Regions from separate parts of the Mus musculus genome. Here regions 1, 2, 3, 4, 5 and 7 are each linked to region 6. The links are chromatin loops, found by intact Hi-C in ENCODE. Cell type or tissue: heart. All regions are shown on one strand. Region 1 overlaps Micu1 (mitochondrial calcium uptake 1). Region 2 overlaps Mcu (mitochondrial calcium uniporter). Region 3 has its middle 14 kb from the start of P4ha1. Region 4 has its middle 25 kb from the start of Pla2g12b. Region 5 overlaps Septin10 (septin 10). Region 6 overlaps Micu1 (mitochondrial calcium uptake 1). Region 7 overlaps Mcu (mitochondrial calcium uniporter).

What was found. Hi-C counts contacts between places; a loop is a spot of excess contacts. Peaks named below come from ENCODE experiments on the same cell type or tissue, not always from the same donor. Only the 100,000 strongest peaks of a DNase experiment are listed, where the experiment ranks them.
Region 1: it touches region 6 in a loop (2.1-fold over the local background); 6 of 42 quality-filtered maps call a loop at or near these places.
Region 2: it touches region 6 in a loop (4-fold over the local background); 10 of 42 quality-filtered maps call a loop at or near these places.
Region 3: it touches region 6 in a loop (4-fold over the local background); 15 of 42 quality-filtered maps call a loop at or near these places.
Region 4: it touches region 6 in a loop (2.8-fold over the local background); 12 of 42 quality-filtered maps call a loop at or near these places.
Region 5: it touches region 6 in a loop (6-fold over the local background); 12 of 42 quality-filtered maps call a loop at or near these places.
Region 7: a loop joins it to region 6, with 10 times the contacts of the local background. A loop is called at or near these places in 15 of 42 quality-filtered maps.

Annotation. Positions count from the first base shown.
Region 1 is chr10:59,812,667-59,816,666 of GRCm38, reverse strand. All of the region lies in intron 8 of Micu1 (mitochondrial calcium uptake 1), which reads right to left. Among named protein-coding and RNA genes, the nearest start is that of Gm23803, 3.1 kb to the left of the region's middle. In heart, CTCF peaks have their summits at 1,629 (motif pointing right) and 3,512 (motif pointing right); DNase peaks (open chromatin) are centred at 1,696 and 2,706; H3K4me3 peaks cover 289 bases; H3K27ac peaks cover 1,275 bases.
Region 2 is chr10:59,450,156-59,454,155 of GRCm38, reverse strand. It overlaps Mcu (mitochondrial calcium uniporter), which reads left to right. Exons shown (of 8, transcript NM_001033259.4): 7 at 2,834-2,950. Among named protein-coding and RNA genes, the nearest start is that of Oit3, 10 kb to the right of the region's middle. In heart, a CTCF peak has its summit at 2,184 (motif pointing left); no DNase peak of the experiment used is centred here; H3K27ac peaks cover 189 bases.
Region 3 is chr10:59,307,387-59,311,386 of GRCm38, reverse strand. No RefSeq gene overlaps it. Among named protein-coding and RNA genes, the nearest start is that of P4ha1, 14 kb to the left of the region's middle. In heart, a CTCF peak has its summit at 2,172 (motif pointing left); a DNase peak (open chromatin) is centred at 506.
Region 4 is chr10:59,377,146-59,381,145 of GRCm38, reverse strand. No RefSeq gene overlaps it. Among named protein-coding and RNA genes, the nearest start is that of Pla2g12b, 25 kb to the left of the region's middle. In heart, a CTCF peak has its summit at 2,215 (motif pointing left); no DNase peak of the experiment used is centred here; H3K27ac peaks cover 337 bases.
Region 5 is chr10:59,164,839-59,168,838 of GRCm38, reverse strand. It overlaps Septin10 (septin 10), which reads left to right. Exons shown (of 10, transcript NM_001024911.3): 9 at 2,148-2,335; 10 at 3,895-4,000. The coding sequence ends at 3,910. Among named protein-coding and RNA genes, the nearest start is that of Gm23223, 29 kb to the left of the region's middle. In heart, a CTCF peak has its summit at 2,121; no DNase peak of the experiment used is centred here.
Region 6 is chr10:59,863,322-59,867,321 of GRCm38, reverse strand. It overlaps Micu1 (mitochondrial calcium uptake 1), which reads right to left. Exons shown (of 12, transcript NM_144822.3): 12 at 3,188-4,000. The coding sequence ends at 3,986. Among named protein-coding and RNA genes, the nearest start is that of Dnajb12, 14 kb to the left of the region's middle. In heart, a CTCF peak has its summit at 2,036 (motif pointing right); a DNase peak (open chromatin) is centred at 2,051; H3K27ac peaks cover 740 bases.
Region 7 is chr10:59,489,252-59,493,251 of GRCm38, reverse strand. Mcu (mitochondrial calcium uniporter) reads left to right here. Exons shown (of 8, transcript NM_001033259.4): 2 at 2,096-2,165. Among named protein-coding and RNA genes, the nearest start is that of Oit3, 49 kb to the right of the region's middle. In heart, a CTCF peak has its summit at 2,146 (motif pointing left); a DNase peak (open chromatin) is centred at 3,631.

The DNA of each region.
Region 1 (4,000 bases), 51 kb after region 6:
TGAGAACCAAAAGAACTCATCAGCAAAGTTCTGTGCCTTCTGCCACTTGCTATTAGAAAGCTACCATGTCATCAAGTTTTATAGAATCCACGCAAGGAGAGATGCTAAGTAAAGCGTTAGCATAGCACTGTGCCCCATAGGGAAGTGAGAATAGCTGGATCAAAACACAGAAAGACCCTGTCCTCTAAGTTAGAAATCTGAGTCTCAGGGTCCAGACTCCTGGGGGTCCTTGCATCCAGTCTCTGAATCTGGCAGCCCCTGGAAAACACTTTTATGCAGCCCCATAGTCTCTTCTGGCTATGGAAGGATCAGGCTATCCCTTGCATCCACTTCAAAGGTATTGCTGGTGTGTTATAGAAGGGAATCCAATATAACATGGCAGCAAGAAAATTGCCTTGGCAGTCAGAGAGACTCTGTTTTTTTTTTCCTCCCTTGGACAAATACCAAATGTGTACCTCCAGGCAAGCTGTTTAACCCTTTCAAGCCTTGGTTACTTTATTTATAATGTGGGTAAAATGACAGTATCTTTCTCTTGAGGTTACTGCCAAAGTTAAGCTAGATAATACATGTAAAATTATCTCTATTGATCTTTTCTCAGATTTTAATTTACTTTTAATTAATTTACTTAATTAACTTTTTGAGATTGGATCTCACTAGGTAGCCCAGGATGGTGTGAATCCTTTCTTTTCTTTCTTTCTTTTTTTTTTTTTTTTAAAATATATTGCTGGGAACTGAACTCAGGACCTTATGGCTCATGAGACAAGCATTGTATCTCTGAGCTGGGTCCACAGCCCCCTTGAGATAATCTTTTACATTTTAAGAATTACTATTGTTTTGAGATTTGTGCTTGTGTGTGTGTGTGTGTGTGCGCGCGCGCGCGCATGTGCGCGCAAGCGAGCGTGTAGTAGAAGGCGGAGTAGAAGGCACTTGATACCCTGGAGTTGGAGTTAGGTTGTAAGTCACCTGATATGGGTGCTGGGACCTGAACTCAGGTGCTCTGCAGGACACACATTTAACTGTTGGGATACAGTTCAAGGATGGAGTTGAATGAGAATTCTGAGTGCTTTTTAGAAAACCCTAAGAAGACAAGAGTCTTGTGACCTTGGCTTCTTTGAAACACATAACTGTTTTTGGCATGTGTTTCATGCTTCTCCTAAGTGTAGTTATTCTACGCCTTTGTGGAAAAACACAAGAGGTTTGTCCTTGTGACTGTACACTTCATCCACATGATTCTTTTTTTTTTTTAAAGATTTATTTATTTATTTATTATATGTAAGTACACTGTAGCTGTCTTCAGACGCACCAGAAGAGGGCATCAGATCTCATTACGGGTGGTTGTGAGCCACCATGTGGTTGCTGGGATTTGAACTTCGGACATTCGGAAGAGCAGTCGGGTGCTCTTACCCACTGAGCCATCTCACCCGCCCATCCACATGATTCTTAACACTCAGAGTAAAAACTGTCGGATGCTCTGAATAAAGTTGGCTTTTGCACGAGTCCTTAGTTCACCTCATTTTTAGGCCCTATTCTCCCAGGTTCTTGCTGCCAATTACAGCGGCAGACATGCCACATCTTCAGCACCACTGTCATCATCATCAAACTATGTTGGTAATGTGAGTGCTTCCACAGCCCAGCAGAGGGCGTCAGATCCCTCAGAGCTGATCCTGGTGGTTGTGGGCTGCCTGACTTGGGAGCTGGAAAGATAAGGCTATTTCTTAACTGTGGGGCCATTGCCCAGTTGCACAGTCTAGTGTCTCTGAAATCAGCAGACTGCCTAAGATTGTTACTGACTAGAGAGCAACTGTACCCTTGCTGTCTCTGCCTGCAGAAACAAGTCAGAGTTTGCAGAATGGGTGCCAATAGTTTAGGAGAAAATTCCAGATAACTGTGGAATTTTCTTTTCAAACTGCTGTATCACCAATGCTGTGACAGTGCAAAGGACAACAGATGTGGGGAGGCTGATAGGCCGATTCAGAACGAAACAGCCAGAGGTGCTGGCTCTCCAAGGAGGGGCGGTTCAGACTAGTTTATTAGTTCATTTACTTGCATTTCCCTTTTTGTCTGCATAAGAACTCCACGTACCAGAAGTCTAAGACTAGAGGAGTATTGTAAGCTTGATCTTCACTGATGGGGAAAGATACGGACATGGTGAAAGTACTTCTCTTGTGGCAAACTCAACAGCGTTTTCTTTCTTTCTCTGTGATAAGTTGATGGTGCATCCATCCAATGTTTGTGCTTTGTATTTTGCTGAAGTGTGATAGTAATCAGCCTGGCACACACAAAGAGCTCAGTGGACATTAACTATGCACACCAGTATTAGCAACAGGTCTGCCATCAGACTTGCTTCTGTTACCTTGAGATACATTTAAAAACACGATCTTATCCTTATTTTTGCTTATGTATATCTGTGTGAACGTATGATGTGTATGTGAGTATATATGTGCCCATGGAGGTCAGAAGAGGGCACCTGGTCCCCTGGAGCCAGAGTTGCAGGTGGTGTGGGCCACCTGATATGGGTCCTCTAGAAGAACAGCCTGCGTTTTAAACCACTGAGCCATCTCTCCAGCCTCCCTTCAGCTACAATGACAGAGAACTACATCACCTTCTATGAAGACAACATATAATGGGGAAGGGACTCATGCGGCCCAGCCCTTGGCTGACGAGCTTCGGGCAGCTGATGCCGGCCAGCTGCTGGCGCAGGGTGAGTCACTTTTTGTCAGCGGTCCCTGGTAAGTTGCCTGTGCTTCAGTAAATTACCCATGCACATGTTCACATGGGCTACCCTGGTGAAGCTCAGTGAGTCTAAAGAAATAAAAGGCAGGACCATAAGAGGGGTGTGCTGGGAAGAAGCGGTCCAGAGGGACTGGGGGACGGGGTGAGTGGGAGGATGGAGGATGAAGAAGGTGGGGGTGACTATGACGCAAACACCTTATATGCATCTATGAAATTACCAAAGGGTAAATTAGAAAAGGCGACATAGAGAAGCTGATTGAGAAAGGACAGTAACAATCACCTCTTTCCCACGCCCACAGGGAGTCCTTGCGCGTAGGAGACAGCATGAACTATGCTTGGGATTAAAGGCTGAATCGGAAACTCATTTTCTAAAAACTAGGCTTTGGTATGGAAACTAGGGCTGTAAGGGGAAACTGTAAGCCCTGCATTAACTCCAAGTGGGGCCCAAATTAATGGGTTGCGGGGCAATGATGATAAATTCTCCCTATTTACTCGCTCATTCGTGCTTCATGGTACTCTCTGAAGAGGCGAACAGCTAGGCCCTCCACACTTACTGAGACACAGCTTACACGTTCAGCGGTGGGGTGGGGGTGGGTGGCGGGTCTAAATTAGTTTACACGGATGTAAATCACTGGCTTGATTACAGCCACGACAAAAATTGCAAAGATTTACCAAGCGGTAACAGAGGCTGTGACCTGATACAAGTCTCTGTGCTCCTGACAGATAAAGAGGCATTGAGCGTGGGACCTCCCCTCAGGGAGCTAAGTCAGGCTGCTTGTCTGTACCCAGGAGGTGGCGACATTACGGAAAACCGCTGGGCGGAAGCTTTCTACAGGGACAATTTCACAGAACTAAGCCGCGAACAAGATCAGTTGAGGAGACAGAGAAATGGTGGTATTCAAGGAATGTGCGTGCCACACTAGCTCCTTGGGCTCCACTAAAGGGCAGCGGGGAGAGGCAGAGTTCTGCTACTCTACAACAGTTGGCCAGTTCAGGCTGTCTGATTTAACACATTTGAGGGGAGCTAAATATTAATTTGTGTAGTCTGAAATGTCTTCCGACCCTAAAACCGTACCTTACTTGAAACACAACTGGTTAAACTTGTAACATAATTCATTCTCTGGGTTTCAGAGCACACACCTTGGCTGATCTATTTGTTTTGAATGGATGATGCCCCTGCCCCATTTTTACAAATCTGTTCATTTTTAATTAGGTGTATGTGTCCATGTGTGGGTATGTACAGGTGAGTGCAGTGTCCACAAAGGCC
Region 2 (4,000 bases), 410 kb after region 6:
TGAGCTAAACCTGAGCCCCACCTCCACCGCTGAGCTGTATCTGAGCCCCACCTCCACCGCTGAGCTGTGCCTGAGCCCCATGCTCCACTGCTGAGCTGTGTTGTACCTGAGACCCGCGCCCTTGTAGCACTTGTCTCTATGTCTCTCATACTGGATCTAAGCAGCATAGCCTTGAATAACAAACATTTGAAGCAGCTGAGACACACAAGACTCCCCAGGTTCCCTTTTCTGTCTAAAGCAGACTAAGAGCTGCTTCCTGCGGCTGCTTTTGAACTGGGCATGTCCCTCCTGCCGTTAGATCAGTGACTGTGCCTCTAGGGTTGTGTGGGGGTTGTAATGAACCTTTCCCAGCCTCCCATACATACCTAGCAGGGAAGGCAGAAAGTGGACTGTCCAGTCCTCTGAATGCTTACCCGGGTCTGCTGTGATCCTGTGACTCACAGCAGTCACTGAGGGAGCAGAGCTGGCAAGCATGCCATCCGCCCAGCAGCCTGCCTCAGTTTCCCTCTTCCTCCTCCTCAGCCAGGGCTTTCACAACTGATGCTGTCCATTCTTAAATGACTCTCAGCTCACCTGTGTTTGCACTGTGTTCTAGTCCCCAGGGGCCCCTCCTCTCCCCTCCCCTCCTCTTCCCTCCTCTGCCCTCCTCTGCCCTCCCCTCCCCATGCCAGTCTTCAGTATGGAATGCTCTCCTTGTTCCTTTCCATTCTATTTCAAGGCTTACTTGAATTTCCACCTTTCAGAAACGTCTAACCAGTTTCCTACAGCTCCTTGTCTCCCGTTTCCCGTGAAACACTGCAGTGTATTATTCTATTGTTCTTGCACTGTGCGTTATCACAATTATTAGTTCAGTGTCTTTTCCTTCAAAGGAGACTATAATATCTTTTACGTGTGTGTGTCTGTGTGTGTGTGTGTGTCTGTGTGTGTGTGTGTGTGTGTGTGTGTGTGTGTGTGTGTGTAAAGCTGTGGTTTGCTTGCTTTGGGGAACAGGTTCACACTTTGTAACTCAGTGTGGCCTGGCATCTGCCTGGGCCTTCAGTGTGCCATGGTTACTCATGTGCTCCACCACACCTGCATAGCCTGGTGTCATCCACATCTCACTCCCTTGTTCTATAACATGTGTGGTTCCTTATATCTCAAGGACTGAATGAAGTGAACAAATGAAAATAAAAGGCAGCCACACCCTTGGGCACACACTAGAACCTTTCCAGTTACATCTTAAATTCAGAAACTCTTTGATGTATTCTTTCCAGTCAGTCAGCAAAATTTTTAAAATGGCATTTCCCTATGGATTTTGCATTTCTTTGATTATGAAAAGATTAAGCCCTCTCACATCTGCAAAAATGTCTGTGCACCTTTTTCCGAGGTGAATCATATATTTTATATCAAAAAGCATGAATATATAGCCACTCATTTAGTTAGTCTCAATTCTGTAACTACATACCCATTCTACAGATGAAGAAGTAAGGCTTGTTAGGAAAAGAATTACATGTTGAAAACCGTAGGCCCAGGAACTGAACCCGAGTGTGTCCTGCCCCCAAGCTTCCCTTCCTGATAAATGTTTATATCCCGTTTCCCTCTGTTGAGTTCATTTGTGAGTAGTTATTTCTGAAAACGAAGTCACCTGGATCTAGAATAACAGTAGAAATACCAGCGGCGGGGGCTGCAGAGATGGCTCAGCGGTTAAGAGCACTGACTGCTCTTCCAAAGGTCTTGAGTTCAATTCCCAGCAACCACACGGTGGCTCACAGCCATCTGTAATGAGATGGGATGCCCTCTTCTGGTGTGTCTGAAGACAGCTACAGTGTACTTACATATAATAAATAAATAAATCTTTAAAAAAGAAAAGGAAAGGGAAGGGAAGGGGAAGGGGGAGAGGGAAGGGAAAGGAAAGAAGAGAAAAGAAGTATTCTTGCGCATAGGTAACAGAGGCCGGGGAGTATTGCAAGTTCAAGGTCATCCTGATGTACACAGAGACTTGCTTGGGCTGGTGGGAGGGGCTGAGGGGGTGGCACTGCCCCAGAGAGCTCTGCTTTGTACACGCTCACTGGGGCTCTGCATGACTGCGGTGTTAGTCTGGAACACAGTGGCAGCTCTTCATTATCTTGTACTCGTAGCTTTAATGCTGTGTCTGTCCTGTGTCCCTGCTCCACTGGACTTCCAGAGTATTGTTACTGCCCCCAAGTGACAAGTTATGACATAGCAGTAGTAACCAGTTTGGTCACACCTCTGACCAGAAACATCAGCCGGTTAAATGTACATAATTCCTTAGGCTAAATATTGGCTTACCTAACTAGCATCTCTAATTAGCACCATGAGCTAAATGACTGTTAAGCAACATCTAAACACTTCAGGATCATTACAATGACACACTACATTCATTCTCAGCCTGAAGAATCTTTGTAAGACAGCAAATTCCTTGAAAGAAGAAGATCTGGTGAGTCCAGGCATGCTAGCACATACCTGCAATCATCCCAGCTTCAGTCGTGGTAGAGGAGACAATAACACTCTGGTGGGCTACAGTACAATACCACGAAGCACTGGAAATGAATAGACTCTGGCCGAGAAAGAGCAACCAAAGCCTGGAACAGGGCAAGTGTTCGTAGTCCCGGCTGCCTGCGGGGATGAGGGAAGAGGATAGCTTGAGCCCAGGGAAACACAAAGGCAAACAACATTTAAGAAATAACTAAATATGTAACACAGCATGTGGGTCTGTCTATGAATGCTTATTGTATTGAGTCTAACCAACAGTGAATTATCAACCAGCAGTTAATAAATGTCTTTAGAATACTACTATTGAGGACTAATGGCTAATTTCTCCTTTGTGTTGTAGGAATATGTTTATCCAGAAGCCAGAGACAGACAATACTTATTATTTTTCCATAAAGGAGCCAAAAAGTCACGTTTCGACCTAGAGAAATACAATCAGCTCAAGGATGCAATTGCTCAGGTAAGTCCTATGAGAATTAAACGAGCCCAGCCCTGTCTTCAATAGCATTGTTATCGTTGATAACCGTGGTCCTGCAATCGGGCAGGCGGAGGGAAGGAGACGGCGACCGTTTCCAGTATAAAGGTGGTTAATTAAAACTTTATTTAGCTAAAAGGTTGTTTTTTGGTTTTTTAAGGGGGTTGGCTTCCTGTTAGAAGGATATATTTCTGTTTGTTTGTTTGTTTGTTTGTTTGTTTTAAGGCAGTGGCCTCTGTGACCCAGGCTATCCTTGAACTCACTGTATAGCAGTTGGGAATGAATCAAACTCCTGGTCCTCCTGCCTCCACCTTCCTTTAGGATTGACTCCACCGAAGGTTTAGGAGATGCTGAGGGTTGAGGTGAGAACCCCAGGCTTGCTGGGCAAGTGCTCTGTTGGCAGAGCTGCCCCCCGGCTGGCTTTGCTGTTTGTGGTTGAAGAGACAGGTCTGGATGCCCGCCTTAGGCTGGCCTGTGACTCCAGGTGACACTCCAACCTCAGCCTCTCAGGCACCTGTACACTGTGTGCCCTCACCGTGATGAAAATGGTGAGCCCCAGCTGTGCTGTTGACACAAACACACTGGAATTTTTAGAGCTATTTTTTTTTTCCTTTTTTCATAGTCAGTTCTTCAGACCCTTTTTTTTTTCTGTTTTCTTGTTGTTTTCCTCTTCTATTCTCTCTACAATGACTGATCCAAAGTCTTTCCAAGTCAACTGGATGGACGCTAAAGCCAAAAGCAAACTGCACTGTGGGAGAGCCGAGGAGGGCTGGGCAGGGTACTCGTGAGGTCATTCCGGGGGATGCGTTTTAAAGACACGCTTCCTTTCCACAGAAGCCCCTCTTTCAAACTCCTGCAGTCCCTTTAATTTGGGTGACTAAATCCTCATTTGTTCCCCATAGTCTTGAGATTGCAGAGGTTTTCAACAGTTACCAGAAGGCCTTTCTTCCTTAGAGTGTTTGGCTGCCCTTCTCTGGTGTGTTTGTGTGTGTGTGTGTGTGTGGTATACGTGTGTGTCTGTGTCTGTGTGGTGTG
Region 3 (4,000 bases), 560 kb after region 6:
CATAATTGCCTTCTACAAAGTAGTCGTTAACATGATGAAATCTATCTTAATGACTTATAGATTCAGCAAGTATTTGAGCACATACACTGTGCTAGGACTTGGATCAGTGTTATAAACATGGCAGTGGTTATGTCATAGGTATGTATGGTATGTGGTGTATAACTACTGTGCTAACCTCACAGGTCTCATTTCTCCTCTTCCATCAGGTTCGGTGGCAATGCAGCTAGCATCTTTTGAACATACGAAATCATGGGTATTAGGTATCCAAGTGTTGTAATTAGCAGGTGGAGATCTAACTGCTATGCTGTGGAGTGTACAAAATGCTTGGCATTTAACATTTTGGTGAAACCCAGTTACATTTGAGAAGAATGATCCTGTTCAGAAACAGACTCTGACTTGGCTGTCTGAAAGATTTGTAGAGCTTGGCAGCTCCACACATTCTTCCACCCAAATGAACTTATCAAGAGTTCAAACTCACCCGGCAAGAATGCCAGAAATCTCAGTTCTCTATCCAGTGAAGTGAAACGGAGTTTCAGAGAGGAAGGAGGCTCTGGGACTGAGATTCAGTGGGCTGGATGCCTGGTTGGCCACTGAGCATGTAGAGGAATCCCTTCATTAACCTCTCCTTTGCTGAATTGCCTTCCTTCCTCCAATGGTTGCAATAGTGTGCCTTGTCCTAATAAGATCCCGCAATTCACATTTTGACCTTGGAATATGTTAAATGCTCATTGTGGTCCTGACTTCCAGCTGAGTATCACTTTAATCTTGGTATCTGTTTAGCATTACTTCCTGTTTGGAGAGATAGTGTTGGGAGTGTATAACATTGCAGTCTGCTGTTAAGTGGGAATATGGGGGAGGGATAAGATGAGCAAGGCCTTGATTCATATTCAGGCTGCCTTCAAGCTCTCCCAGTCCTTCCTCTGCCTCAAAAGAGATAGGGTCACAGGTGTTTACCACCAAATTTGTTCCTGCAGTTTGCTTTAGAAGAGAAACATAGGAGCCTCCACGTTTTACATTGTCATTGTCAAATGGACAGGGCTCTTTGCCAAAGGCCTAAAGTTGTCTGGCCCTCAAGTAAACCACTTCCTCCTCCCGTCTGCTAAGGGCTACTCCTTGTTCTACATAACATAAAACAATATTCAGCAGTCTGCTTAAGGCTTAGAGAATAAGCTTCCAATTTTCCAGTGTGTGGCAGTGTTTATGTTTTTGTTTGAAGCAGGGTCTCAGGTAACTTAGACTGCCTTGCAGTTTCTGTAGATGACCTTGAACTTCTGATCTTCCAGCCACTTCCTTCACAGTGCTGAGATTAGAGGTGTGGGCCACCATGTCTAATTTATGCACTTCTAGGGATAGACCCCAAAAGCCTCCTCTCCTGCACGCTAAGTAAACATTCTACCAACTAAGCTACACCCCTGGCCTTCTATGCCTTTCTCCCTGATGTCCCTTCTTGAAATGTATCAAAGACTGATTAAGTAAGCTGTGATCTCCCATACTTAATGCTCACCCCCTTTACTTGTCTGCATACGCAACACAAACATGCACAAACGCTGTAGCCTTTCATGGCAGAAACAGTTATCCACCAATGGATCTCCAGCTCTAACATGATGCTTGGCATGTGATAGGCTTCAACAAGTATCTGTTGGCTCAATGAATGGTTGTATCTTTAAATACACAATTGTCTTTATTTTATTTTATTTTTTATTTTTTATATGTATTTATTTATGTTATGTATATGAGTATACTGTCACTCTCTTCAGACATACCAGGAAAGGGCATCAGATCCCATTACAGATGGTTGTGAGTCACCATGTGGTTACTGGGAATTGAACTGAAGACCTCTGGAAGAGCAGTCAGTGCTCTTAACTGCTGAGCCATCTCTCCAGCCCGACTGTTTTTCTTTAACTACCAAAAGACTAGGCTGGAATTCACTGACTTGACAATTCAGTGGTAGCACACACCTTTTATCCCAGCACTCTGGAGGCAATGGCAGGTGGATCTCTGAGTTTGAGGCCAGCCTGGTCTGCAGAGTGAGTTCCAGGACGGCCAGAGCTACACAGAGAAACCCTGCCTTGAAAACAAACAAACAAACAAACAAACAAAAACAAAAGCCCAAACACAGCGATGTGCTGTAACAGAGTGGAGACTGCCATTCCACAGTGCCCTCTTGTGGTGCCTGTTGTGCCATGGTGGCATGGCCAAATGTCTTCACTCACACTTCTATCTAACACTTCATCATCAAAAGCAGTTGTTGCAGGAATTCAAACAGGGCAGCAACTTATAGGCATAAGCTGATACAGAGGCCATGGAGGAGTGCTGTTTACTGTCTTGTTCCTCAAGGCTTTCTCAGTCTGCTTTATTATAGCACCCTGGACCACCAGACCAAGGGTGGCACAAAACACAACAGGCTGGGCTATCCCTACAGGCTTGCCTACAGTCTAATCTTACAGAGGCATTTTCTCTATTGAGGATCCTTCCTTCAGATGACTGTAGCCTGTATCAAGTTGACATAAAACTAGCTAACACAGGCACACAATTCACACAAGAGCCATGTCACAACATTATGTGTACTGGGTGGTTTTGTGTCAACCTGACACAAGCTAAAGTGTCAAGGAAATCTCAGTTAAGAAAATATCTCCTGGGCTGGTGAGATGGCTCAGTGGGTAAGAACACCCGACTGCTCTTCCGGAGGTCCAGAGTTCAAATCCCAGCAACCACATGGTGGCTCACAACCATCCATAACGAGATCTGACTCCCTCTTCTGGTGTAGACAGCTACAATGTACTTACATATAATAATAAATAAATCTTAAAAAAAAAAGAAAATATTTCCCTAAGAGCAACCTGTAGGCCAAGGTTATGGCTTGAATATGCTTGGCCCAGGGAGTGGCACTATTTGGAGGTGTGGATTTATTGTAGTAGGTGTGTCCTTGTTGGTGTAGGTGTGTCACTGTGGGTGTGGGTTTTAAGACCCTCATCCTAGTTTCCTGGAAGTCAATCTTCTAGTAGCCTTCAGATAAAGTTGTAGAACTCTCAGCTCCTCCTGCACCATGCTACCTAGATGCTGCCATTCTTCTGCCTTAATGATGATCCTCCAAACCAGTTAAATGTTGTTCTTTAAATGTTGACTTGCCTTGGTCATGGTGTCTCTTCACAGCAGTAAAACCCTAACTAAGACAGACATTTTCTTAATTAGTGATTAATGGCTCAGTCAATTGTGGGTGGTGCCATCTTTGGGCTAGTGGTCCTGGTTCTATAAGAAAGCAGGCTGAGCAAGCCAGTAAGCAGCACCCCTCCATGGCCTCTGCATCAGATCCTATTTCCAGGTTCCAGCCCTGCTTGAGTTCTTGTCTTGACTTCTTCCAATGATGGACAGTGATACAGAAGTGTAAGCCGAATAAACCTCTTCCCCAACTTGCTTTTTGATCATGGTGTTTTGTCGCAGCAATAGAAACCCTAAGACCCCATGCAGCAGATGCATTGGCACACAAGATCATGTGTGAGCCCTGAAGCAGTGCCATGCCTCATTCATATGAGCATGCATGTTCACAAACTAGCCTTGTACTACTCAGACAACAGGGCATTCCATGGTGGTATGGCATGCTGCATGTTTGCATGTAGAGCATGCCAGGCACAATGGTGCAGAAGCAGGGGCATGTGTATTCACATATGAGCCACTGTAGACGCCCGACTCGCAAGCAAGAAGGATGCCACAACAGGATTCTTCTGCACACGTTTATTGGGAGAGCTTGATTGTGAAGGCGAAAGACCCCCGAGCCCGAAAACCAGTGCTGCTTTCGATTGGTTATGCTTTCAGTACCTCATTTACATGCCTCGGGCCAGGCAATGACTCGGTAAAAACTCTACTGCACATGTGCACATTGGTTGTTTACCCGAACTTAGGGGTGGTGGCTAGCGGTAGCCAACGCCATCTTGTAACGGCGTATGTGGCTTCCCACATCTCCCCCTTTTAATTTTAATAAAATGATGCTGGACTAGGCCTG
Region 4 (4,000 bases), 490 kb after region 6:
CCAGAGCCAAGTGTGCTACACACAAGTACATGTGTTATATTTGTGTATTCAGGACACTGGACTATAGAGCCCCGATTATAGCTCAGTGAGCCTGCTGGGAGACCATGGAAATGGAAGACAAGGCAAAATGGCCATGGAAACCTAGAGGGCTCACTGTAGGTCAAACCTTGACAGAGCGATGGCATACACAGGTCCTAGCAGGAAGTCATGAAAGGTGGAGGAAGTGCAGTGTACTCTACAGGGGTCGGTGTCTATGGGTGTATTCCTCGGGACTGGGTAAGGTAGATATTGCCGCCAATGTGAGTGGGAAAGCACAGTGAGGCATCCAAACATGCTGAGTAACTTGAGGTCAGATTCTGAGTTGTGAACACCACCCAGTAGAGCAGTGCCTCCGTTCCCAGGCCTGTTCCTTACACTGCAGGGTGTTGGCTCCTGGTCTGCTGGTGCTGAGCATTTGGAAGTAGCCTGGCTATCAGTTACCCTGGAGCAGCCTCTGACAAAGGCACAGGGGAGATAGTGTGCAGATCTTGCCCTGGGCAAGAGATCCGAGTGTAACCAAGGCTCCTGCCAAGTCCTGTAGTGTAGCTGTAGCTCACTGTTGTTGTTTGGGTTTCTCCCTGCCCCCATCCCTCTCAGAACCTACTGGCACACCCACATCCTCATCCCCACCCTGCTGCTGAGAAACTGAAACTGAGAACCCCACCTCACCTTTTAAAGTTTCTCCTTTTTTCTTTCAGACCATCCCTGTATTCAGTGAATCCTGGGAACCAAGCTCAGTATCCATTGCCTGGTCTCTAATAAGGCTCTCCCTCTCCCTGCAGAGTAGGGGAGCCTCCAGGACAGACTCAGTGGAGGCCCTGCAGGACATCCGTGTCTTTGGATAGACTGTCAGTCTACAAGGCAGAGCATCTGAAGGAAAGCTAGGCCCTGGCCCATGTTTGCCGAGGGCTTAAGTGAGGAAACTGAGAAGAGCCACTTCCTGGCTCTAGTTAAAAAGCCTGAGATAGTGCACACAACCCTTGGCAGGCAGTGGGCAGTGATAGTGGTGAAAAAGAGTATCTGGTATTTGTATTTAAAGTTAATTATCAAGAGCTCCACCCCCATCCCGGAAGGGTAAACCCTGTGGTGACTCTCCTCAAATTATCAGTCACCCCACTGGAGGGGGTTGCTTTGTTAACCCTTGGAGAACTGACCTTTCACATCTCTCCAGCTACAGGGCCCTGCCACCAGAGCATCCCTGTGTCCCTGTCTGACTGCCTCTACTCTGAAATTTGCACATTCACATATGCAGGCAAACGCCCTCCCTATTGGGTACGCTTCCATCCTTCCCGAGTCCGGGTCCGTAGTGGGTTTCTTCACTTTTCCCCATTTTCTTCTCCTCTTTTACCACACTAACTTCCCACCTTGCCCTGACGGCCCCTTTACTTTTTGGCTCCCATTGCCTGTCGACATTCTGAACCTCGTCCATTTCTTAGCAGCCAGCGAGCATCTCAGCCTCTCAGCATCCTCAACCCTGCTCAGCACCACTATGCCCTCCAAAGCTAGGAGTTCTCTCTGCTCTGAACAACCTAGCAGGTTTTTAGGTCAGCTTTCTTAACACTTTTTAAGTCTGATGGTGTAATCACTTTGGGACTATGGTTCTTGTGTGTACGGTATATGTGCACTGAGTGTGTGTGTGTATGTAAAGGTCAGAAGGTCAGAGGTCAAAGTCAGGTGTCTCCCTCTGTCTCCCCATCTTAGCTTTTGAGACAGAGTCAGCCACCGGATCTGGACAGGACCAATAGGGGACGACTGTCTGGCCAGCAATCTCAGGGGATTGTCTTGTCCTTGTCTCCTCAGCTCAGAGCTACAGATGTGTCTGAGTTGATGTGTGTGATGCAGCTGTCTCCCCAGCCCTCACAGTTACTTTTATATGGCACATAGCTCAATTTTTTTCTATATATGTCCAGTCACATGAAACACAAAGAGAAAGTAATTTCCCTTTAGTTATTCTCATTTTTCTTGGCCAAGGGTGCTAACTTCTTGTAACATTTCAGGCTAATAATAATAATAATAGTAATAATAATAATTCATTGAAAGTCATTAGGGAGCCAGGGAGATGGATCAGCAGTTAAGAGCACTTGTTACTCTTCAAGAGGACCAGAATTCAGTTCCTAGCACCTACACTGGGAAGCTCTCAATCATCTGTAACTCCAGCTCCGGGGGATCTGATGCCCTCTTCTGGCTACCTTAGGCACTGCACTCACAGGCACAAACCTCACCTCCACCCCTTAAAAATACACAGGACACAGGCATAATTAAACGAAAAAAATTTTTTTAAACTCAAAACTGTTTTTTAAATGATTCTGTCTTGGACTGGGGGGGGGGTGTAGTTTACCCGTTAAGAGTGCTTGCCCGGCATGCACTAGTCATCAGCACCACAGAAGCAGGCAGAATAGCAAACATCTGTAACCGCAACAGTAGGAGGCAGTGGCCAGAGGATCACGAACCATCCTCCACAACACAAGTTCACAGGCATCTAGAATCCATAAGAACCTGCCCCAGAACATAAAATGAAACAACAAACAAGAACAAAAATATCCCTGATAAGGTCACAAAACCTATGGCCATGTTGAGCTTGGGTACTGTATGGCAAGTAAAATGTCCAGCCAGCCATTACTGTCACTAGGCATTTATGATCCTAAGGACTATGTCACAAGCTGACTACAAAAGCTCTGGAAGACTGAGATGCCACCACCACGAGGCTTCCCAAAAGATCAAAAGCTTTGTACAAGTCATTGCCCCTAGGGGTGTCTATGCGGTGAAATCTAGGCCAGTTCCTACGACCTATTTGGAAAGGAATTGGAGAGGGCAGGAGAAGCCCTCGGAACTGTTCCTGTATTGCTCTTTATATATTTGTGCTCTCCTCCATAACCATCCTGAGGACTGGAATGTGGCCGGGTATGTTTACCATGTTTGAGGTCCTGGATTTAATCCCCAGTGCCTGGGAAAAGTCAAACCAAGCCTCAGAACCATTCCCAGGAAGGAGTGCTGACGTGCGTCCTAACCTTAGTTCTGGTCTTAAGTAGAATATTTCAAAATTGGCTTCACAGTCTAACGTGATACTCGCCAGGAACGTATGGCAGGTTCGGCTGGTTTGAGCAGGTTCGGCTGGTTTGAGCAGGGAGCTCCCATTCCCACTGGGCAGGGGTTCAGAAATATAATCTCAGCACTCGGGAGATACAGCCAGGATCAGGAGTTCAAGGTCCACCTTCACCATAAAGCAAGTTCAAGGCCGGCCTTGGTCATCTTGAGATTCTAATTCACTTGTAGGACTTCTGTTTTGTCTTCTTTGACACAAATACCAGACCCTTTTTCATAACAATAACATGTCTAATATGGATTCTATTAGCAAATGTTTAAAATACTTAATATTTTAACCATCATTACAGTCACAGGACAAGCAATACTTGTTTCTGATATTTTCATTTGTTGGATTTTTTTCTTTTCTAAGGCAAGGTCTTACTATGTAGCACTGGCACTCTGAACTCGATCTGTAGACCAGGCTGGCCTCGAACTCAAGAGATCCACCTGCCTCTACCTCCAGTGTTGGAATTAAAAGCATGCCTGGCTGTTTCTGATATTTTTATTTTATTTTTAATTTGTTTTAAACTGCCTAGTTGTTCTCTCTCACACACACACACTCTCATCAAACCTTGCTGACAATTTACACAAAAATGCACACATTCTGAATGCACTATAAATTGCTCTTGACAGATGTCCCTACCTCAGTACTGCCACCAGGATATAGGACATTTTCTTACCTCAGAATGGCCCTTCTTTATTTATGCACACCTTTCTAACACTTCTCAGAAGTCCCATTTTTAAGAACTCAGCTTCTGTTTGTGTTGGCAAAATTTAATTTACATATTTTTGAGGCCATCATACATTGTGCTTAGAAACTGTCATTCATTTCTGTGTAGAGTGTGTTGCACTCTTGCTAAGCTCCCCTGTGAGAGTT
Region 5 (4,000 bases), 700 kb after region 6:
ACAGACAAAATTTAGACAAAAGTGGATTTTAAACAAATATAACAGAATATATATTGATTAAACATATATATTATATGTATATAATATATATATATATATCGATTAAACATAATTTTTTCTTTAAGTCAGTTTTTATGTTACCAAGAGTCCATCAATGTCCCAAGAGCATCCCTTTGACTAAAGTAGAACTTTTATATCAGTTTTGATTTTATCCTAGGAATTTTCAAATCCTTTAATCATTATACATATTCCATCTTTACGCTTTATCTTTCACAAACCTTTATCACTTACATCCCTTTTGTGTTTTTCTGTTTATTAGTTCCTTTTTATGTTCATTAATGTCATAAAGAATGAAAGGAAAACATTTACCAGATTATATTGGTGGAATAATGTGATCTAAGGTCCACAAAAGTATAGTTTTGTCTGTTGTAAATCCTGGGCACCTGCTGCCACTGGGGTCTTGTAAAGACTCGATTCAAAAATCCCATGGGAAATAAATATACATACAGCCTGGCCTCATTATAACATTGAAGCCATTAGACAATTTTAAGTCCAAACCAAGCATTTCTTCTCTGGTAGCTTTTCTTTATTTCTGGCTAAAAGGAACAATCAACTATTTTTATCTCTGGTCAATACCTACTCCAATACACAATGTAGCAGACAGTGGTAGCTCATCTGTCAAGTTGGTTTTGAAGAGCTACCTTCTGACATTTTCAGACTTGAAACTGTCTAATGGTTTCTATGTTATAATGAGGCCAGGTTGTGCATATATTTACTCTTCATGGGATTTTGAATTGATGTCAAGCATGGAAATGTTAAAACGGACTGGGTACAGGAGCAAACCCTCAGAAATGGTACCCAGTTTATAGCCTTTTTACAAGTTGAGGTTGTCCATTAGGGGAAGAGAGCCTGGTCATAAGGAACTTTTTTTTTAGTTTTCTTTTCTTTTCTTTTCTTTCTTTCTTTTTTTTTTTTTTTTGGGTTTTCGAGACAGGGTTTCTCTGTATAGCCCTGGCTGTCCTGGAACTCACTTTGTAGACCAGGCTGGCCTCGAACTCAGAAATCCGCCTGCCTCTGCCTCCCGAGTGCTGGGATTAAAGGCATGCGCCACCACGCCCGGCTTCCGTTTTCTTTTCATCTGTAGAGTGGATCTAGCTGTTAAAATTTAAGATGCTGTTCAGAGGCCAGGTTTCTCTGTCCCCTAGTATTTCAGAGTATCTAGGGCATACTTACTCTAATTTTCTGGATGCATCCCATGGAGTGTCTGAAAAAGATACTTCTGATTCCCATAAATAAAGGGAAGGGAAATGAATCAGTGAGGCGGGCAGCACCCAGGATAAGGTGCCCTGTGACCTGCGCAGGCAGTACCTTCTACATCCCATGCAGTCCCCCTCATAGAGGAACAACCCTCGAGGCCTCCTCAGGGGCTCCTTCTCTAGGATCCAGCTCTGCTCTTGGTCCCCCGAGTTGACCAAGCTGGAGTTAACCATTACCACCTGTTGTTGTTTACTGCCTTAATTTTGGGGCCCTGTCTCATGACCCTCCTATCTTTAGATCTTGTTTTGGGGATTCTGGGTCAGGTCAACTGGGACCAGGTGTGAGCTTATGAGGGCTCTTCTCATTGAAACCATCACAAGGTTCTTGATATAAACTGATGCTTGCTATCCAGTACTTTATTAGTATGACTTTCAAACCTTTCTTTTCTTCTTCTTCTTCTTTTTCTTTTTTTTTTTTCTATGTGCAATCTTTATTTGGAAAATAGGGTTGCTTTTTAATTTTTTGGTTGATATTCTTGGTAATTTTCTTCTGTACTTTTGTGTCCCTTATTTTTAATGAGTGTGAATTTGAGAATCTTTATTAAATAGGTTTTATAGAAAAAAAAAGAGGCAAGAATATAAAAATATTTAGTAGACAGTCAAAAGTTTTGTTCCTGAGTCTATGGCCTTTATGTATTGGCTCAATCACATAAAGTGATTAACTTTAAAATGAAAGTTTCCAAGGCAGTTCCAGGCTTTTCCAGGAAGCATGGCCAGTAGCATAAATGAGTTGGGTGGGGGTGAGAGTGTTGTTTGGCTGAGATGGAAATGACTCCCGTGTGAGTGCTGCCACATAGTGTCAGTTATGGGAACTGTTTGTTTGCTTCACAGCTTCAGGCCAAATTTGAGCACCTCAAAAGAATTCATCAGGAAGAGAGAATGAAACTTGAAGAAAAGAGAAGAATGTTGGAGGAAGAATCGGTTGCTTTTGCTAAGAAGAAAGCTACCTGTGAGCTGTTCCCGAACCAGTCATTTTTGGCGTCAGGTAGCAGCATTAGGAAGGACAAAGACCGAAAGAAGTAAGAGTCCTGCTACCCTGTCCCGGTCCCTGCCCCTCACCATCTGTCTCCTTGCCCTGCTTGCTCTTCTTTACTTGCTTCCGCACTGTCTGCTCCTGCTACCAACACTACCAAGACTCCGCCCTGGTCACCACTGTCCTCGCAGCAGCTAGAGTAGCACCTGCCGTGTCTTAGGGCTTCAGTATTTACCAGAATCAAGAGAAGCACACGAATAGCAAGCCTCACAGCACATAAGGGTTAGGTGGGGCAGGTGGGTGGAGTCGCTACCGTTACTTCACAGTCCTGCCGTTACTGCTCAGTAGCACCATGAGTTATTTTATATTTATGTCTCCATGGAAACTGCATACTGATGGAGAATCAGAGTTAAGTACCTTATTGATGAAACTTTAATTCTTGGGCTCATTTAAACGTATTTCTACTAATCATTGATTTTGTGAGAATTTGTTATTTTAACACGGGAATCAGGTATCAGCTGGATCTCCTGTGCTTTGAAGTCAGAGCTGGTGAGAGAATGATGGATGTGAGGAATGAGAGGAAGGTAGAATGAGAGGGCCACAGTAGGGTCAGGGGGTGAGTAGCAGATGATCTCCAGCTCATAGCTTTGAGATATGTGTTAAAGCCACAAGCTTTTGAAAGTAAGTTTACTTTCTTATTTGATAATTTCATTCAGTGTTTGTGCCCTTTGTTTTATTCCTCCTATTTTAAAATATCCCTTGTCCACTTTACTGTTTTTACTTCACGAAGCCTGCCATGCCTTGTTCTGTTGGGAGGCCTTGTGTCATAGGAGGCTGAGCTCTGCTGTGGTCCTCACAGAACAAGCTCCTGCTTCAGGGAACTCAGTGCCTACATCTTGTGTAATTATTTGGTGAAAGAATGAATGTATAATAGATGTATTTTGATTGAAGTTTTGGATTTCAAGATGCAAATTATAAATAGAATTTATTACTAGTTTTACTGTGCTTTGGATTAAAAAGATGAGCTTTTCAGTTTGTTTCTTCAGTGTAGTCTAGTATAACAAGATAAGATTCCCCCACTTTCCCATATATATCTCCCCATCACAGTTGTCATCGGGCTCTCCTTGAGAGCCTTGCTATTGTTTACGCTGTTAGACAAACTGGACATTTTTCTCCTTTCTCCCCTTGTATGCTCGTACTTGGGATTGGGCCTCCAGCGTCCTGTAGGGCAGACAGCATTCTTACTGCTGAGTTGTAGCCCACGCCTTTTTTTTTTTTTTTTTGACATGGAATCATGTATTCTAGGGCAGCTAGAGTCCATACATTTATTATGCTAAAGGGTCTAACCCAGAGCTTTATTCGTGCTTTGCCAGCTGAGCAACATCTCACCCCCAGCCCAAGCACAAAGATCTTTAAGAGCGCAGGACTCATCCTCAAGACAATGTGGCTTGATAATTGTTTTTCTTTTTCAAACTCCCATAGCTAAATATCCTGTATGTGCTGTCTATTTGCTCTTTGTATAAAAGCTTTGTGAAAGTAATGCTTTTGATAATTTTTGCTTCCAATTTTTTTATTGTTCCATTTAAAGGATTTTTTTCTTTCCAGCTCCAATTTTATGTAACACAAGAGTTCCAGAGCACAGATGGCCATCACAGTCAAAGCTGTTTGTATGCATTGAGCTCTTGCTCCTTTTGCCTTATCAGTAACTCAG
Region 6 (4,000 bases):
ATATATTGTGGTTTGGCTACTTGAATTTTATGTCTGTCTGGTAAGATATGTTCGAGAAAATAGTAATTTCACAGTTATTGGCACAGAGTTGCTTACAGTACTATTTATTGTTATTATTATTATTATTTTGTTTTTTTTTGAGATAGGGTTTCTTCATGTAGCCTTGGCTATCCTGGAACTCACTCTGTAGACCAGGATGGCCTCTAATTCAGAGATCTGCCCGCCTCTGCCTTTCAAGTATTGGGATTAAAGGCTTGTGTCACCACTGCCCAGCCAACACCCCTCTCCCACCTTTACCTACAGCGCTATTTTTTTAAGCTGTTGATTATTGGTAATTTTATGCATTTTAAAGTTCCTAATACCAGGATGTAGCTCAATTGGTTGGGTGCTTGTCCTGTCTAGCATGCATGAAGTCATGGGTTCAGTCCCCAGCACTGTATAAAACTGAGCATGGTGGTACATGCCTGTAACCCCAAGTTTATTTACATGTGTGTTCTCTATGTGTCTTGTGTTCAGGTGCACATACTCCATTACATGTATGTGGAGGTCAAAGGAAAATTTTGGGTGTCAAACCTCACCTGCCACCTTGAGACTGGCTCTCTCCTGTTCATTGCTTGCACATGCCAAGGGAACTGTTGCAGGGTTCTTCTGTCTCCACCTCCCACCCTCCAGGAGAGGCTCATCTGGAACTAGAGTCTTGTATTCTACTGAGTTTTCAGGATCCAAACCAAAACTCAGGTTGTCAGGCCTGTGTGGCAAGCATGTTACCCACTGAGACATTCCCCCAGTCCTGTGACTCCCCCCACTTAGTCTGTTGTGGCAGGTGCATAGCATACTGTCAGCCTGTCTTCTGCAAGAATGGAAGTATTTATCCATCCATCCATCCATTTATTTACTCATTCATTCACTCATTCATCTATTTATTTATTTGAGACAGAGTCTCTTTAAATAGCCCCAGCTGTTCTGAAACTCACTGTGCAGACCAGGCCAACCTTCAACTCATAGAAATCTGCCTGCTTCTGCCTCTCGAGTGACGGGATAAAAGGCTTTTGCAACCATGCCAGACCTAATAATGGAGATTTATAATTTTTCCTTAGGGTTTTTTTTTTTTTTTAAATGGTGCTAGGGACCAAACCCAGGACAGCACGCATACTGAGGTCCAGCTGTCAGTGAGCTTGCCGCTGCCTCTGTATAAAGCACACCCAGTAGTATACTCAGTTCTGAGCACTCAAGTATGCTGGTGGTGGAACCCAGGGTCTCAGGCACGCTGACACAAACTCTTACACTGTGCTACACTCCCAATCCCAAATGTCCACCAGATGGATGGTTTCTGAGTTACTTTGTATGGTTGTTATCTTCATTCCCACTCTTTCCTTTGAGACGGTGTTTCACCATCTAGTCTGGGTTGGCTTTGAACTCAAAGTGATCTTTTGCCCAAAGTTGCACCCCAACCCACCCCTCCCCCACCCCGACCCCCGCTCCCTGTTAGTTTTGGAATTACAGATGTGCTGCCAGCTACAACGCTTGCCACACTTGGCTCCCTGTTGTAACGCAGAATCAGTCCCTAAACCACGTTAGGAACCCTGGACTCCAGTTTCCAGGATGGACCTGGCCTTTGAATCTGCATTCCCTTGGTCCTCCTGCTCCTCAATCTTTGGACCCTTCTACTCAACTCACAGGCCTATTCAAAACGACAAACCAACCCCAATCCCACTTCTTCTTCCGGCAGCGTGTGTGGGCTTACACATAGGTATCGGATGGAAAGCTGCTTCACGGTAGCAGCTGTTGCACCTTCCTGTTTTCCTCTTTATGCGCATGCTCCTCAAAGACCTTGCTCAGTGCCTCGTCTACAGTTGCTGATTAGTGAAGGTGACATCGAATAGCTCGAAGAACATACATTTACTCATTAAATTCATTTTCTAAGTCAGAGAGCAATGCACCATTTCCCTCTCTTTCACCTGCAGTTGGATCCTCTCAGTTTCTTCTGCTATGCCTTTGGGCCACCCAGCCCTGCTGGCAAGCTGGACTCCTGCACTGAGCAGTTCTGCCAGCAGGTGGCACTGGAAGTCCACAGCTGAGCCAGTCTCTGCTCCTGCCTGACTTCTCATGACCCCTGTGGGTTTGGTCTGCTCGAGGCTTGCACCCTGGAGCTAGCACTAGCCTCCTTGGCCCGTGAAGTTTCTTCTTAACTGTGTGGCAGCAGCCATTGTCCACCTCTCCCCTTTCCTCCTTTCCCTAGAGTATGTGCTTCAGCCATAGCAGAAACAAGGTGGGGCACTAGAAGCAATTGAAAAAAATTTTTTTTTTTTTTTTTTTTTTTTTAAATCATGGAGCATTCTTAAGTTGCCCTTAGCAACAGTTTCTAAGATTCCTCTTCTGGTCTCCTAGGATAACAGTGAACCTCGGGTTAAGGAAGCCCAGCCGCTCCCCTGAAGAGTTCTTGTGGGGGGAAGTAAATGTCCCACCCAGCCCGTGGATGGCTTTCTGGAGAAGGGAAACGGGGGAGAGGGTGAGCGGGGATTACTGGGTCATATTTAAGACACACTTACACTGCACCGATGCCTCAGGCTTAGAGCACCCAGCACAGCAAAGCCCGCACTTAAGACTCCAGGCAGAGTGGTGAAGACGGGGCACGTCTCAGCGGAGAGCGAAGCCGGCCTCGTGGAAGGGAGGCATAGAGGAAGTGCCCACCTCTGCTTTCCTGTGCAGGTGTGGGCAGAGGCCCCAGCTCTCTTGCTGCCCAATCACCCCTGGCTGTGTTCTGAGTCAGGGTGGAGTCCCACGCTGAGGCAGACCCTGGAGGTTCTGGAGAGCTGAAGCAGGGGCTCATAGGAGGGAACTTCGGGCCCATCCAGCTCAATCTATCATTTCACAGATGAACGAACAGATGGGGACCGGGCTCAGCACCACTGAGCGGTGGAGCCGAGTCCATCAGACAACACTGTTGCTATGGTTCTCAATGCACATCCAACATACCGGATGCTCATAGGTCTGTGTCAGGGACTGTGTGTGACAGTTCCTCGGAAGCAACACTTCAAAGGAGATGGCACAATGCTACCCTAATGTGCAAACATGTGTCTTTTGTACCTGCCTCAAGTTGCTTGTGACGAGAGAGCATCAGTCTCTGGCTGATGACAAAAAACAAGGGCCCAGAGGAACGGCCTAAAAGAAAGAAAGGACACAGAGCTCTTGCGGGTATTTCCTGCAAAGTGCTATAATTAAAGTGATATTTTACGAGTGTCTTAGACAGAGGGCAGCTAGGCTCTGAGCTGGGTCTGGGCTCCACAGGTCCATAGAGAGGGGATGAGACACAGGGACAGGGGCTCAGCCATTGCTCTAGTGAAGCAGAGTCCCAGAGGAGGCATCGCAGGGAGCCTGGGAGGAAACCACAGAGCTGGGAAGTTCTGGAGAGCTGCTTAAAGCAGCCACTTGGAATCTGGATTCTGCTGGGGGCACAGTGCCTTCCTGGAGCCCCTGGTGGCTAACACAGACCCTCCTCTGGCCAGGCTTCCTGCCAGCTCAGGGTGCCAGGGTCATCTGCATTATCATTCATCACACTTCCTTTCGCCTGCCAGCTCATTTCCAAACTTGCAGCTTAAAAACAGCAGGAGGAAAATGGCAGGGAGTGTTCTTGCTACTATAAATCCACAGCGAGAGACAGATGTCAGAGCAGAGCAGAGCTGCCTCCCTCCCGGGCTGGCCGGGGTTGGGAGGGCTCCTGCACTGACCCACAGGGCACTTGCTAAGGGAGTTAACTAAGGTCTCTACTTTGAAGCCTCAGTCCTGTTTTAGGACCTTCCATCCGACTGCAGACTCAGAGCCTAGCAGAACACTGATGGGGTCAGGGCAGGGTGGAGAGGGAAGCCGGCTGAGCCCAGAGGTTACTCCCAGAAAGATGGGGAGGTGGGCACCACTCCCGATGCATCAGCAGCATGAAGGGCCACTCCAGGGCTTGCAGGGTGCTAAGGTGCAGGAGGTGGGAATACTATTTGGGCAGAGC
Region 7 (4,000 bases), 370 kb after region 6:
GAAAAGACTAAATATATGTTTTATATTCCTATAAATAAATATAAGGAGACTAGACTTTCCTAATGAACAATTCCCAGATTAGTTCACAGAGAAAGCAGAGCACCTCAGAAATGATAGTAAATAACAGGCCAGTAGAGACATTGCGGATGCACACAAGGAAAAAACCTCAGGGTGATGCATTCAGCATTGGTTACTACACTACAATGCAGACAGTAGTCATGGGAACAGATGCAAACTCTGTGAGGAGAACTCTGTAAAATGCTTCTCTAGGATACAGATAAAGATTCGGAAGGAGAGACATGGGATTCTAGGCTACATCAGGTATAGTTGCATACACCTAGATTTCCAGAGGCAAGTAGATCTCTGTGAGTTTGAAGATAGCCTGGTCTACACAGTGAGTTCCAGGTCGGCAGGGCTACATAGTGAGACCCTGTCTCAAACCACAAAGACTCCTGGATGCAAAGGCTTGACATAATACAGATGGTAGTTTCCCCTATGTCAACCCATGGAATTAGCATGGTCTCAAAACAAAATGCTTGGCACTTACAGGTGAACACTCACTGTAGACCAGGCACTGTTCTAAGTGCAGTATATATACTACCAATTCAGTTCTCCTGACAACTAACCAAACCAGATACTAAAATTTACCATAAACCCAGAATGTGGAACCATCATCGTGGTTATCTGGTTGCGAGCAGACAGATCACTGGATAGAGCAAAGCTTTGTTCAGAAACAGACTGAAATTCATATAAGTATTTGGAAAAGGAGGAGGATGCTGTCTGAGGTGAGATGAAGCCAGCCATGCTGCCGTGGAAGAGAGACTGGCTGTTTGTCTTTCTTAAATGTGACTGAAATTAAGTCCAATGAATCAAAATTTTAAACCCGAAAGAAAAACCAATTAAAATATTCTAAATATTAGTTCTAAATATTAGTGTCCTGGGTACTTTTCTCTCACTCTGAAGAGACACTGTGTGACCAAGGCAACTTATAAAAGAAAGTGTTTAAATAGGTCTTGCTTTCAGAACTCAGAAGGTCAGTCCAGAATCATCATGGCAGGAAGCATGGTGGCACACAGGCAGGCATAACGTGATGCCAGAGCAATAGTTAGAGCTTTAATCTTATACAGAAGCAGCAGACAGCGAGAGACACTGGGCCTGGCTTGGGCTTTTGAAATCTCAAAGCCCAGCCCCAGTGACACACTTCCTCCAACAAGGCCACACCTCCTAATCCTTCTCAAGCAGTTCCACCAACTAGGGACAACATATTCAAACAGACGTAAGTGCCTGTCAGACCATTCCCATTCCAAACAGCACAGTCAGTCTTTCTTACGTTCCCAGATGTCTTCAGGAGGAAGGAGGTGGGAGGTAATGAGATTCCTGCATCCTGTGTTACAACTGAGTTTCCTTGTGCATTGTCCTGGATTCCTAAATGGTCTCGATTGTCTTGGCATGGGTTTTCTTTAGTGCCTTCCTGCCTTTCTTCTGTCATACTTTTGGGACTGGGAAAGATAAAAAGAAAGGGCTTAGTGAGAAATGTGTTCAGTATTCTCCTTGAAACCTAGCTCATTTCTGAGAACTTCAGTCTAGACTCCTGGCCGCAGCACTGCCCTTTGAAGATGCGGCAAAAGTGTGTGACCGTGACTTCGTTCTAATGCTCTGGGCTCAGGCGCTGAGGTTGCCTGTCCAAGATTTTAATAAGAAAAGCAAACAGCAAGAGCCAGAGCCCACTCCAATACTGAAGCTGCACAGTGCATCGCATTCTCATAACTAATGAAAGAGATGCCAGTCTAAGGTCTGGCAGCGAGAGGCAGGGAAAGTTAGAGCGGATAATGCTTAACCAGGATTGCTTTTAAAAGTCAGTAATATATTTTCCCCCAGGTGTGACTGTCATTTTGTTTAGTATGAGACCACCCTTCTATGTATGAAGATGTGTTAGTTGATAGTGTCCCTGTTGTTTAACAGGCTGCTGGGAATGCCTTTTATTGTTTCGGTTCATTTGCATTCTCTGCTTCCCGGTGAAGATGCTAGCGTTATTTGGAGCACATGTGCCTAGAATCAATTTGCCCTGATGGTTTACCTGGCTTTTGTCTCTTAGGCACACCAGAGGCCGGCTTCCTGGCAGAGCGTGGGAGCCGCATATTGCAGTACGGTTGTGCCCTCTGATGGTGAGTTTCAGAAAATCCATTTTTACATCTTACTTTTTTTTTTTTCCCTATCCTCCTTACCTTAGTGTTTCCAGACATTTTTAGTCAATATAAACATTTTTTGTTGTTGTTGTTTTGTTTTTTGTTTTTCGAGACAGGGTTTCTCTGTATAGCTCTGCTGGCTGTCCCTGGAACTCACTTTGTAGACCAGGCTGGCCTGGAACTCAGAAATCCGCCTGCCTCTGCCTCCCCAGTGCTGGGATTAAAGACGTGCGCCACCACGCCCGGCTTAAACATTTATTTTTAATAATTTTATTACATCTATTTATTTGGGGGTGCATGCATGGCATGGCATGTGTTTGCAGGTCAGAGGACAACTTGAGGGGGTCAGTTCTCTCCTCCCACCACGTGAATTCCAAGGACTGAACTGAGGTTGTCTGGCTTGGCAGTGAGTACCTGTACCTGCTCGGCCACCTCTGCAGCCCACTTGCTGATTTACAGACTGTATTCCCACTCCTGGGTCTCTTGGAGGTCAGGGAAAGGGGATGACGGTTAGAGAAAGGGATGTGGAACTGGGATGAGGGTGAATTCAGAGAGTTAACTAACACAGACTAGTTGTCCGTCAAGTCTTCATAGGTCCTCAATGGTCATTCACGTTTAGAAACAGGTGATGAGTTACTTCTCTGCCGGTGAAATGAGCCAGTTCAAGCCAGTTTTGGTTATATTAAATGCAGGTTTATTGGGAAGCTGCTCTTGGATAAGTTTGCTGGCCCCAAGGACCGAGGCCAGGGAAGTCACCATGGGAAGGGAGAGAGAGGAGACGGGGAAGAAAAAGCGAGAAAGTGTGCGTGCAGAGAGACAGGAGAGGAGAAGAAAGAGAAGGAAGACCAAAATGCCTGGATTATATAGGGAGAGGTCCTGGGGGAAAGGCCGGATACTTTGTAAATGTTCAGAGTGCCCCAGACTGTCAAGACGATTGAAACTTTGCTTATTTTTTTCTTTAATCAATTTATTTTTTTTACTTATTAACTTTACATCCTGCTCACTGCCCCCCTCCTGAGGGCACTCCCTTCCACAATCCTTACCCCATCCCCTTCTCTGGGTGTCCCTCCTTCCCTGGCATTTCAAGTCTCTGCAAGGCTAGGTGCTTCTTCTCCCACTGAGGCCAGACAAGGCCTGAAGCCTAAAAGAACATATCCTACGGACAAACAATGTACCCTTTGGGATAGCCCTCACTCCAGTTGTTCAGGACCCACATGATGACCAAGCTGCATAGCTGATACATATATATGGGAAGGCCTAGGTTCAGCATATGTTCTTTGGTTAGTGGTTTAGACTCTGAGAGCCCCAAGGGTCCAGGTTTGTTGACTCTGTTGATCTTACTGTGGAGTTCCTGTCCCATTCAGGACCCACAATCCTTCCTCCTGTTATTTCATAAGAGTCCCCAAGCTCCATCGACTCTTTGGCTGTGGGTATCTGCATCTGTCTGAGTCAGCTGTTGGGTGGAGCATCTTGGCAACTTGTTCCTGTTTGCAAGCATACAGAGTATCATTAATAGTGTCAGGGATTGGTGTTTACCCATGGGATGGGTCTCAAGTTGGGCTGGTTATTGGTTGGCCATTCCCTCAGTCTCTGCTCATTCCCCCATGCCTATATTACTTGTAAACAGGATAAATTTGGAGCTGAAAGTTTTGTGGGTGGGCTGGTGTCTCTATCACTTTACTGGAGTTCCTGTCTGGATGGATATAGGTGGTGGCCTCTTCAGGTTCCATATCTCCAATGCAGTAAGTCAGAGCTAAGGTCACCCCCATTGATTCTTAGATGCCTCCCTTGTCCCAGGTCCTGTCTCATCCTGG